3 separate regions of the Homo sapiens genome follow, and all the other regions are linked to region 3. The links are chromatin contacts, found by Hi-C or POLR2A ChIA-PET in ENCODE. All regions are on one chromosome and are shown on one strand. Each heading gives the region's core, a stretch centred on a gene start or an enhancer-like site at or near the end of the contact. The rest is flanking DNA. Distances are from core to core; before and after follow the strand shown.

Region 1 (3,612 bases), core at 100-2,599, 310 kb before region 3:
CACTATGTTGGCCAGGCTGGTCTCGAACTCCGACCTCGTGATCCGCCCGCCTCAGCCTCCCAAAGTGCTAGGATTACAGGTGTAAGCCACCGCGCCCGGCCCAATAGTAATTATTCTTTTATTGTTTCTATATTTTTCTGAAGGAAATACTACATTTACAGTTATAAAGCATTAAGGAAAGGCAGGCCTTAAAATAAATCATTGACATAAAGACTAGGTATCCTCCACAGTCCCACTCTTAATAACAACTGCAGAACCAGCACTAGCACTGTAGCTGAAAAGTGGATAGTACACACACGCTCACATACACAATGGCTGGCATGTAGTAGGCACTCAACTAACGTGTGAAATGAAATGGCTGAAGATAATGTAAACAAGCCAAAACAACGAAATGCACTCTGATTTGGGGGCAACACAGTAAACAATCACAGTAACTACCACTTTATCCAAAGCTCGCTGACAGCTGAATGGGCATTAAATGAAAGAGCTCTTCTTCCTTGCCCTCCTCTTTCACTCTGACGCTAGATTGCACATTCAAAACAAATCCTCCTCCAGCCCCGCCCCAAGCTCTACCCTCCAGTACCTTCAGCACTGGAACTGACACAAAGTCCAGGGCTGCGACGGTGTCCAGACCCGGGCCCCTGTCCAAGGAGCTGCGCGCTCACAGATTTGGCTGGCGCAACATAGGCGGGGGCACTGGGCGGCAGCCCATCATGCCCGGGACCCCCAAGGACCCGCGCGGAAGCCCAGAGCTCTCAGCCCCGGCGGGAGGCTGGTTCCCCTCGCCCTGCGCTGCCGTACCTGCACACGGTGATCAGGTTCCTCCTCTCCACCGCAGCATTGCGGGCGCTCAGGCTTTTCTTGCCGCCTCCGCCGCCACCGCCGCGGATCCCGCTCAGGCCCCCCAGGCTCCGGGAGGCCATGGCGGGCTTACCCCCGTGCCCCTTTTGTCTCGTGCCACCCCGCACGCCCCCCACACCTGCTTAAGGGGGTTCTCGCTCGGTCCGCAACCGTGGGGGCGCGGGAAGGATGTAGGAAAGGAGCCTGGAGGGAGGAAGGGTGTGGAAGACAGCAGGGACTCGCACCCGGGGACTGACGGCTCGCCCTTGGCACCCGAGCTCCACACACACACACACACACACACACACACACACACACACACGCACGCACGCACCACCTCCGCCCTCGGCGCGCCGCCGACTGCCGGGCTGCGCCTGCGGGTCGGCGTCAGGCGCTCTCCTCCTTCCCGAGGGACCTCAGCAGACGGCGCGCGCGCGAGCCCGTCGGCCCCTCACGCCCAACCACCCACACTCCGCAGCCACTCGTGCCCCAGCCCGGGAGGCAGCGGCAAGGCCCCCGGCCTCGCGTGCGCAGCCCCACCCTCTCTGCGCCTATCAAATCAACGCTACCCCCGCCGGATCCAATCGCGGCACCAGAGGGGCGGGGCCGGCCGCGCGGACCTTTTAAAGCAGCGGGCTCAAGCCCCGCCCCGACGCGTGGGCTGCTGTCAAGGACGCTGGGCTCGCTTTCGCAGCCCGCTAGCTGCCGCCAGTAGCCACACAGGCTAGCCGCGGGGATTGTGGGATGCGGGGCCCCACAGCGCCAGGGGCCTATTGCCCCCCCCTTGCCTGTAGCCAAGCTTTAACGGCTGATACCTATTTGCGTGGCTGCCGTAGCTTCAGTGCCTGCCTAGAAAGCAGCGCGCCGGCTCCCACACCCGACCTTGGGCCTAAGTACTAAGAAGGGAGGAGGGTTCCTTTTGTCCTGACGCCCTCCCAGGGGCTAATAAACAGCAACACAATGGCCCGAGGGGGGAATTGCTCGTAGAATCTCCTTCTTGGCGCGTCTAGTGCCGACATTTCTTGCCCCTCCACACCATGTCGCTCCCACCTCAGCCTCCAGCGCAGCCCGCACCCGGGACTGACGGCCCGCCTAAGGAGGAGCGTGGTGCCAGTGTAGAGTCTTTTCGCGTCCTGGGCCGTGACTCCGGAATCGGGAGTCCGGGTCTGGGAATAGTAAGCCCAGGAACGACGCGGCCTCGGTCCAGCTGGGCTGCTCCCTCAGAGTCCTGGAACGCCCTCCTCGACGCGCGTGTTCGGAAGCGCCCCCTTCCTAGAGCTTCTCACTACCCACCGTTTTACCTGCAGGAGGGTCCCAGCTTGGGTCAGGTCCTCTGACACTCACCTACGCCTGCTGTTCACCTCCCTTTGCACCAATATGCCCAGATTTTAGAGTGCAATCCTAAATGACTTACTCTCCCTATGGGACCTAGCACAGTGCTGTACATAGAACAGGTTCTCAATAAATGTTTCTCGAATTTAATTTGAAGTCACATTTGACATAATTTTTACTGAAATTTCACGGCTTCAGTGGCTCCAAAATCCATGTATCTTTCACCTCTACTTTTGAAGTTTCTGTCAAAGAATGTCAGAGAATATATAGTTTTGTGTGGCTATCTCTATTTTTCTTATATATTATCCCTGTTAATGCAGGGCATACTGTTACTCTTGAATGTTTTAACAACGCACGTTTGTGTAATAAAGTTGTAAATTCCTAATTTCTGAGGTTTTTAAAGTTTAAAAATCTCTATTTAAAATAGTCAAAAAATCATCCTTTTCAGCTACCATGTCTAATTTTATTCTACTATTCTGTTTAGTAGAATAAAAATATATGGGCTGGGCGCGGTGGCTGACGCCTGTAATCCCAGCACTTTGGGAGGCTGAGGCGGGCGGATCACGAGGTCAGGAGTTCGAGACCAGCCTGACCAACATAGTGAAACCCCATCTCTACTAAAAATACAAAAATTAGCCGGGTGTGGTGGCACGCGCCTGTAGTGGCAGCTACTCGGTAGGCTGAGGCAGGAGAATCGTTTGAACCCGGGAGGCGGAGGTTGCAGTGAGCGGAGACTGCGCCAGTGCACTCCAGCCTGGGCGACAGAGTGAGACTCCATCTCTCTCTCTCTCTCTCTCTCTGACATATATATGACATATATATGACATATATATGACACATATATATGACACATATATATGACACATATATATGACACATATATATGACACATATATATGACACATATATATGACACATATATATGACACATATATATGACACATATATATGACACATATATATGACACATATATATGACACATATATATGACACATATATATGACACATATATATGACACATATATATGACACATATATGACACATATATATGACACATATATATGACACATATATGACACATATATATGACACATATATATGACACATATATGACACATATATATGACACATATATGACACATACATATGACACATATATATGACACATACATATGACACATATATATGACACATACATATGACACATATATATGACACATATATATGACACATATACGACACATATATATGACACATATACGACACATATATATGACACATATATGACACATATATATGACACATATATGACACATATATATGACATATATATGACACATATATATGACATATATATGACACATATATATGACATATATATGACACATATATATGACAATATATATGACACATATATATGACAATATATATGACACAT
Region 2 (3,883 bases), core at 1,237-3,736, 370 kb after region 3:
CCATAAGAGTGATGGTCCAGTATTCATTAATTTAGTGTTTGGGGTAAATTCATATAACACAACTACTGCGAATAACAAGAATTTACTGTGTTTGTAAAGTATCAAGCATGGCACCTGGTATATACCAAATATCCATTATATTCACTTTCAACTTTATCTCTTAGTTTTCCTTCTGACTTCATGGAAACACTTGGGAAAGAAATGGGAATATTCTTTATGATTTTAATTAACAGGGCAGTGAACATTCCAAAATGGCATCATTGTATTTAGAAGACAAGATTCACAAACGCAATTCTTCTCTTTTTTATATTTTAGAGTTCTTTATAACAACATATCATAAAATATTACCTTTTATTAAGTTATAGATAATCAACTTAAAATACCATTTTGGACACTAAACTGTCTTCCAAGATAACTTTATTAGGAAGTCAATATTTTTGTCTTTGTGGGCAATGCAGTTTCTGTTGCAGCTATTCAACTCTGCCATTGTGGTGTGAAAGCAGCCATAGACAGTAGGTAAATGAATGATCGGGATTGGGTTTCAATAAAACTTTATTTACAAAAGCAGGTAGTGAGCTGGATTTCCCCTGCAGGTTGTAGTTTGCTCACCTCTGATTTAATGTACTGTAGGGTCTTGGTTTATGATATTATTATTTATCATATTAGGCAAATGTCTGATTCTGAGTTTGCTAGAAGATCCATAGACCATTGAAAATAAGCAGTTTTCCATAACTGTGTTTTTCTGTTAGTTGTGCTGGTAGTGATAATAGCTTTAATGAGCATTTGTTATATGCCAGGCACTAACCACCTTATACTATATTTTATTTTCTCAGTATGGTCACAGGATTCTTGGGGTGTCACTTCACCAGCTGGAAACCCCTGTGGCCAGTGGCACCTTTGCCTGAGTTTTGCTCAGGCCCACCAGGCTTGTTCTGCCTCCTTGGCCTGCCAGGCTGCATTTGGCTCACTCTACTGGCCTGGGTCCCACGCTGGCCAAGGGCTAGCCAGGTGCAGAGTGGCAAGGGGTGTGTGAGTGAGCATGGGGTTCAGGCTACCATGCACAGCCAGGCATGACAGCTGCGGTGGGGGGAGCAACTCCAGGTGACAGCATGGGCACTGGTTCCCTGTGAGGCTGCAGCTGAACCAAGCATGCCACAAGCAGCTTCTGTGCTGGCACCGGGGAATATGGTGGCACCCAGAAGCTTGGAGACAGAGCCCCAAAGAGGCTGTTACAGGAACTACAGAGCCCCAAAGAGGCTGTTACAGCCTTGACTTGGGGAGCTTCCAGGTCTGGTATCCCCAAAGGGCCACAGCTCTTCTCTCCTTCTTGTCACCTGCAACGTGGCAAGCAAGGAGCATGTTTCAGCCCTATTTGTTAAAACTCTTTTAGCTCCACCATTTGGTGGTTCCTGAGTTCTTGTCCTATATCCAGGAAGAATGAGGTATGTGGACAAGTGGAGGGTGAGCAAGGTGAAGAGGAGCTTTATTGAGCTACAGAATAGCTTAGAGGAGACCCACAGTGACTAGCTCCTCTTCATAAGCAGGGTGTCTCAGCTACTGTTCAGCTCTCAGCAGAGAGGGGACCCTGGAGTGGGTAACCGAGTCCAGGGCTTTTATGGGCCTGGGCCTCAGCCAGCCAGAGGGAGGAAGTGTGTGCTGATTGGTCAATGGGCGGCCATGGGCAGTCTGGGGGGAAAAAGCACCACAAGTTCCCATTCTGGCCCACTGACTGGCAACCCAGCCCCCAGGCTTCAGAGCCTCCCTGGCTTGAAGGTGGGGCTTTGTGGGACCCATCCCCTTCCATCCAGGAGACTCTATGCCTCCTGCCACTGTTCTGGGCACCCAGGCTGTTCGGTCAAGGAGTGCCTGCAGGCCAGTGCCAAGCTGCCTTCAGCCCCTGCTTCAGTCTCTCTCCTGTGCTTGTTGGTGGCCAAAGTCTGGAGGAGGCTGAGGTGGCAGGAAGCTGGTATGTTAGCAGAGTGCCCAGGCTCAGCCCCAACCTTGCTCTGAGATTGGAAGGGGTGCCAGGAGTGGGGAGAGGCCAGGCAGGGGGAGCAGACGTCTCCAAGCCTGTGGGGGAAGGGGTTCTTCCTGGGCCCCTGAGAGTGCCAAGATGCCCTGGTCCACAGCCATGGCTTGGGTAGCTGCAGCTGTGCTCAGGATGGTGGAGCTCCTGCCTGCTCCTGGCCCCCAAGAGCACAGGGAAGCTTGAGTCTGCCTGGGAGGACGGGGCTCTGCCTCCTCCCGCCCCAATGGCTCCATGGAACGTGCTGCCTGGTCCGCACTTCCCCCACAGTAGCCGGCTTCATGGCAGTGGTCACTCCAGGCTGGCTGCTGCTGCCATCAGTATAGCCCTTAAAGGTACCTATTGTGATTGTTATCTCATTTTTTAGAGACAGAAACTAAGGCCTAGAGAGGTGAAATAACTCACTCAGTGTCATAGAATTAGGAAGTGGTACAGCCTTGTCCTAGGACAGTTTTGACTATGTAGCCAGCATGCCACATTCTTTGCATAATCTTTTTTTATTTTCTCATGTTTTACTGATTTGGGGATGTTGATTTGAATGTAGAAGTTCATTGTACAGCATCTTTAAGGTTTTCTCAAGGAAAGCATTATATTAATTCAGCGAATAAGTAGATGTGTGTGGATTTTAGCTCTAATTCTTTAATTAGTTTTTAAAAATCAGCTGATTTTTATTTCTGGCTAAGTTTTCTAATGTATTCTAAAAGAGAAGAATCTACCTAAATGTGAGACTTTGCTGCTTTACACTCTGCTGGGAGATTTGTTTTTCTTCACTGGGTAATTTGGAGGTCTCATTTTGTTCTTGTTTCTTTAATATCCTGATTAAAGGATTAGAAAGCCCTTTTCCAAGGTTGGAGTCACTAATACCATCGTGCACATAGCCATGTACTTGGAGGATGTTGATTTGCATTTGTTGAAGGAATAATAACTTAGCTTTCTTTTTTTGTAGTGTGTCAACTATTCTTCACATTGTCGTATCTAGTATCTCTGGGTACAGTTCTCAGAGTCTGCAGAAAGCTTGACATCAGAAATAAGATATAGGTGGTAGAGATGACTAGGTTGGTGTGAATATTGAAAAAGTGGGCTCATGGTTTCAGAGTGGAGATAACCTGTTCAACTATTGCACTGCTTTCCTGTTTCCCTTTTTATATTTAGTTGTCACTCATTGGATCAGCATTTTATCTGGACTTAGTATGTGCCTGATACAGCTAGGAATCCAAAAATAATGATCCTTGTTTTCTTAAAGCTCAAAATCTCACATCAACTTATAAGTGGTCTTAATATGTGCTTATCCACTGATTAGCATAAATTAAGTGCTTTAATGGAGGTATTATAACAAGTGCACTGTAGGACCATAAAGGGAGGTACAACTGACTGCCCATTGGGCCAGGGGAAGGGATCTGTTATGAAGTGAGTGGTTTTTGAGTTGAGAACAGGAGTGTTCCATGTAGAGAAGGTAGGATTGGCCAACATCTATCTTGTAGGAAAGAAGACCACAACAGCAGGAGAGAGGATGAAATATTTTGGGAATGATAGGAATTCTGTTTTGGCTGGAAGAGGGTGGGGCAAAGGGTGAGCTTGGAAAAATAGGTTGGAACCAGATTGTGAAATGCATGTAGTGATAAGAGGAATTTGAAAGGCTTTCGTTTGAGTGTGGCACAATCAGAGTTTTATAAAAATAATTCTGGTGACAGCATGAAGGGGAGGAAATTGATGGGAGGGTAAGTAATGGGTTGTCCATTCTTCTGCCTTCCAGCTTTCTCCTGTGCTTCTGGAGAGTATCTAGAAATGAAGAACCAGGTATGCAGTAAGTGTGGTGAAGGCACCTATTCCTTGGGCAGTGGCATCAAATTTGATGAA
Region 3 (3,521 bases), core at 267-2,766:
AACCAGCTCCATACTTGACTTCATGTTTGTGTTGGTTTTTGAACTTGCTGAGACCTGTCTGACACATCACTTGCCTTTCATTGTGGCTGTGTTCTCTGAGGTCTTAAATCCAGCCTGCCCTTTAGATCTCAATACCTGGCAGGCCACCTCCACCCAAGCTTCTTGATAGCGCGGGAAGAGGGAGGTAAATGAGAGACCCCAAGACTGGGCTAGCTGGCTGCTGGCTGTTGAGACATTCCCAGCAGAGATTAATAGTATGAATACTAATACAAAGAATAGCTACCATTCATTAATACTTGATAGTATTAATACAATCAGCAGCTTCCCCATCCTTGCACTGCTGAATCTTTTATGTACATTATCACATGTAATCCTCTCAGTAGTCCTAGCAGATGATACTATTATCCCCATTGTACAGGTTTAGGAAAGTGAGCAACTTGCCCCAAATCATCCAACAGAGCTAAAATTCCTGTCTAATTTGGCCTGCCCCCAAGTCTCTGCTCCTACCTTTGATGTACAGCTTTGTCAGCTGTCCCAGAATGTCAGGAAACAACCCAGAGGCTGTGGCTGCTGCTGCTTGCAGCTACTCGCAGCTACTCCAGCTTCCTTGTACTTCAGAGAGCACAAGGAAGGTCAGGAATTTAAATGAGCTCCTCTCTGCCTGGGCTTGCCATCCCTGCATGTGAAGAGGTTGTGGAAGAGAAGCCATCCTCACTTGTGTCATTGCAATTTTTTCTTTCTTTTCTAATTAACCATAGGTGCCATGAGCAGAAAGGTACCTCTTTTTAAAAACCATCCACCAGTTTCCAAAGTATCCTGTCCTCTAGGATAGGCTTTGTGCCTCTTGCTGCCCCCAGGGTGAATGAATAGGATCTTATTATTTGGATTTTTACTTAGTGAGTAAAGTAAATACAATTTACTTATAAACAAGTGCTGCAGCTAACTCTTTGGCAATCAAAGCACAAGATGAAACTTGAGTTCTGTCATGCCAAGGACTCCAGGATGAGTCACTCTAACTCCATATCAAATCAGGAAATAAGCATAAACATTGTATTAAGAATACAAAAAGAATTTAGTTAGATTCATCCTCTTATTTAAGAAGTTGGAAACTTTTCATCAGAAGAGCGCCATGGAAAGGAAAGTCCAGGGAATAAAGGATAGTGTTCAAAGATAGTTACTGATACTGACATAAGACTTCCTAGAATTTATAGCTGTATTTTGAGGGAGTGTTTAGGAATAAATCTTTCCATTTATGAATGTTTGTTGTCATGGTTAAATTTATAAAGTGTCAAAAACCCATTTTAGAAAATGCTGGTCCAGACCCTTGCTACTCACTGTGGTCCAGGAACAAGTAGTATTGATGTCACCTGGGAACTTATTAGACTCTAGGGCCTCACCCCAGAACTACTGAATCAGAATCTTCAGTTTCACAAAATCCCCAGGTGATTTCTATGTAGTAGTCTAGACTGGCAAATAATAGCAGCTGGGAGTTTTGGTGGTCAGTGGAACCTAAAGTGATACTGAGGCCCATCCTGAAAGAAGTTACTGGGCAGGCAAGGGGAGTAGGTGGACTTTCCGTGGAGTGAATGGCCTGCAGCAAAAGGGTAGGTGGCACTTCCAGCTGGGCAGGGGACTCATATCTGTGGCAGCAACGCTTCCTTTTATTGAGTCCATTATGCCTAGTGAGGGAAGCCTGCTGAAATAATTTAACCAACTTCTGCAGATTCACTGCCCCATATGGTCCACTAACAAAACCTTTCTATATTTTCAGAACTGCTACAGATTTTGTGTGTGTATGTGTGTATACATGTACATACATGTGTACACGTGTGTGCATATATATGTAAAATAATTGCAATATTATGATTGTGAGAAAGGTGCCGATTTGCCTTTTTAAAGCCACACTTTCAGCCAATAAAACAAAAAATTCCCTGAAACATTTCAACCCAAAATTTCGTTTTCAGAAACCAGATACCTATCTAAGTTATAGAACTGACATTTAGAAGTGCTTATAAATGAGCTTCTAAATGAAAAATAATGTTGAGTAATGGAAAATCTGGAATCCTTTATTTAAATTCAGCATCTTCTTCTGGGAAATAGGGATAATGATACTTACTGGCGGGTTGTAGTAAGATGCATAGTGAGATACATGGTATGTTGTTGTTGTTGTTGTTTTGGAGATGGAGTCTTGCTCTATCACCCAGACTGCAATGCAGTGGCACAATCTTGGCTCACTGCAACCTCCACCTCCCGGGTTCAAGCAATTCTCCTGCCTCAGCCTCCCGAGTAGCTGAGACTATAGGCATCCACCATCATGCCCGGCTAATTTTTGTATATTAGTAGAGACGGGGTTTCACTGTGTTGCCCAGGCTGGTCTCGAACTCCTGAGCTCAGGCAATCCACCCACCTTAGCCTCCCAAAGTGCTGGGATTACAGGCATGAGCCACCACGCCTGGCCAATACAAGTTATGTTTTCTAAACTGATAAAATTATTAGAATCAGCATTCATTTACACCAGTGTAAACACAGCATTAGCCTCACTGACTATCTACATACAAAACCAGTGAGAATTGAGGTTCCAGGCAAGGTACATCTGACTCTTGAAAGCAGCAGAGCTTGACTCAACGTTAAGTTCTCAATTGTATGAACTTCAAAGCTTATTTGCGACCATATATGATAAGTAGAGTTAAAAATGAATGACTACAGAGGAGATAAGTGAGAGACCCCTTTTATAAAAGGGACAGTTGTCACCCATCTTGCCAGGAATGATGACAAGGAAGGATGGAAATTGTCATGATCCTAACAATTCACTGGACCCAGGGTCAACCCAAGCCAATAATACCAGAATTTCTTCATATTGTCCTGCCAAAGAGGATATTTTAGATGAATATAGAGCAGGCCCACCCCAGACCTATTGCTCTTCATAACAAGCTTTATATAGCCCAAGAGCTGTCTCCTCAGCTCCCCACCGTGGCCCCCTCCCAAACTGTTTAGTTACCTTTTGCTGCATAACAAACTACCCTACACTTAGTGGCTTACCAGAGCAAGTCATTATTTCTCATGAATCTATGGTTTGAGTGGGCCCTTCCAGACAATCCCATTATCCAGGTTGTCTTTTCTTTTCTTTACTTTCTCCCTTCCTTTCTTTCTTTCTTTATTTTATTTTATTTTATTTTTTGATGTAGTCTCACTCTGTTGCCCAGGCTTGAGTGTAGTGGCACGATCTGGGCTCACTGTAACCTTGACCTCCTGGGTTCAAGCAATTCTCCTGCCTCAGCCTCCCAAGTAGCTGGGATTATAGGTGCCTGCCACCATGCCCGGGTAATTTTTGCATTTTTAGTAGAGGCAGAGTTTCACCATGTTGGCCAGGCTGGTATCGAACTCCTGGCCTCAGGAGTTTATATATATATATATGCCTTGGCCTCTCAAAGTGCTGGGATTACAGGTGTGAGCCACCGTGCCCAGCCTCAAGGTCAGTTTTTGTTTTTGTTTTTTGAGATGGAGTTTCACCCTTGTAGCCT

Evidence for each region. Hi-C counts contacts between places; a loop is a spot of excess contacts on that map. ChIA-PET counts read pairs that join two places held with the same protein, here RNA polymerase II (POLR2A). Pooled maps may share reads with other maps.
Region 1: a loop to region 3 is called in a map of mammary epithelial cell, with 13 times the contacts of the local background. The contact joins the promoter of RUNDC3B here to the enhancer-like site in region 3. A Hi-C loop is called at or near these places in 7 of 168 maps with a recorded cell type or tissue (Calu3, GM12878, HCT116 and 4 more), 28 of 37 single-sample maps with no recorded cell type and 12 of 50 pooled maps. POLR2A ChIA-PET finds 5 or more read pairs at or near these places in 1 of 52 experiments (A549).
Region 2: a pooled map shows a loop between it and region 3 (2.2-fold over the local background). The contact joins two enhancer-like sites. A Hi-C loop is called at or near these places in 1 of 168 maps with a recorded cell type or tissue (MCF 10A) and 2 of 50 pooled maps. POLR2A ChIA-PET finds 5 or more read pairs at or near these places in 1 of 52 experiments (GM10248).

The regions. Positions count from the first base shown.
Region 1 is chr7:87,626,135-87,629,746 of GRCh38, reverse strand. It overlaps RUNDC3B (RUN domain containing 3B), which reads right to left and starts at 1,349. Exons shown (of 11, transcript NM_001134405.2): 1 at 802-1,349. The coding sequence starts at 923. It also overlaps a transcript of ABCB1 not described here. RefSeq lists silencers at 1,105-1,154, 1,205-1,434 and an enhancer at 1,300-1,594.
Region 2 is chr7:86,947,819-86,951,701 of GRCh38, reverse strand. ELAPOR2 (endosome-lysosome associated apoptosis and autophagy regulator family member 2) reads left to right here. Exons shown (of 22, transcript NM_001142749.3): 3 at 3,780-3,883. Among named protein-coding and RNA genes, the nearest start is that of ELAPOR2, 110 kb to the left of the region's middle. RefSeq lists enhancers at 1,228-1,297, 1,759-1,948, 1,646-2,182, 2,183-2,720 and a silencer at 1,589-1,638. Within about 2 kb of position 2,486, at least 3 of the 41 ENCODE cell types and tissues checked have a DNase peak (open chromatin) inside an H3K27ac peak, as active enhancers do.
Region 3 is chr7:87,314,431-87,317,951 of GRCh38, reverse strand. No RefSeq gene overlaps it. Among named protein-coding and RNA genes, the nearest start is that of TP53TG1, 29 kb to the left of the region's middle. Within about 2 kb of position 1,516, at least 5 of the 41 ENCODE cell types and tissues checked have a DNase peak (open chromatin) inside an H3K27ac peak, as active enhancers do; they include mammary epithelial cell, where a contact is called at or near this core.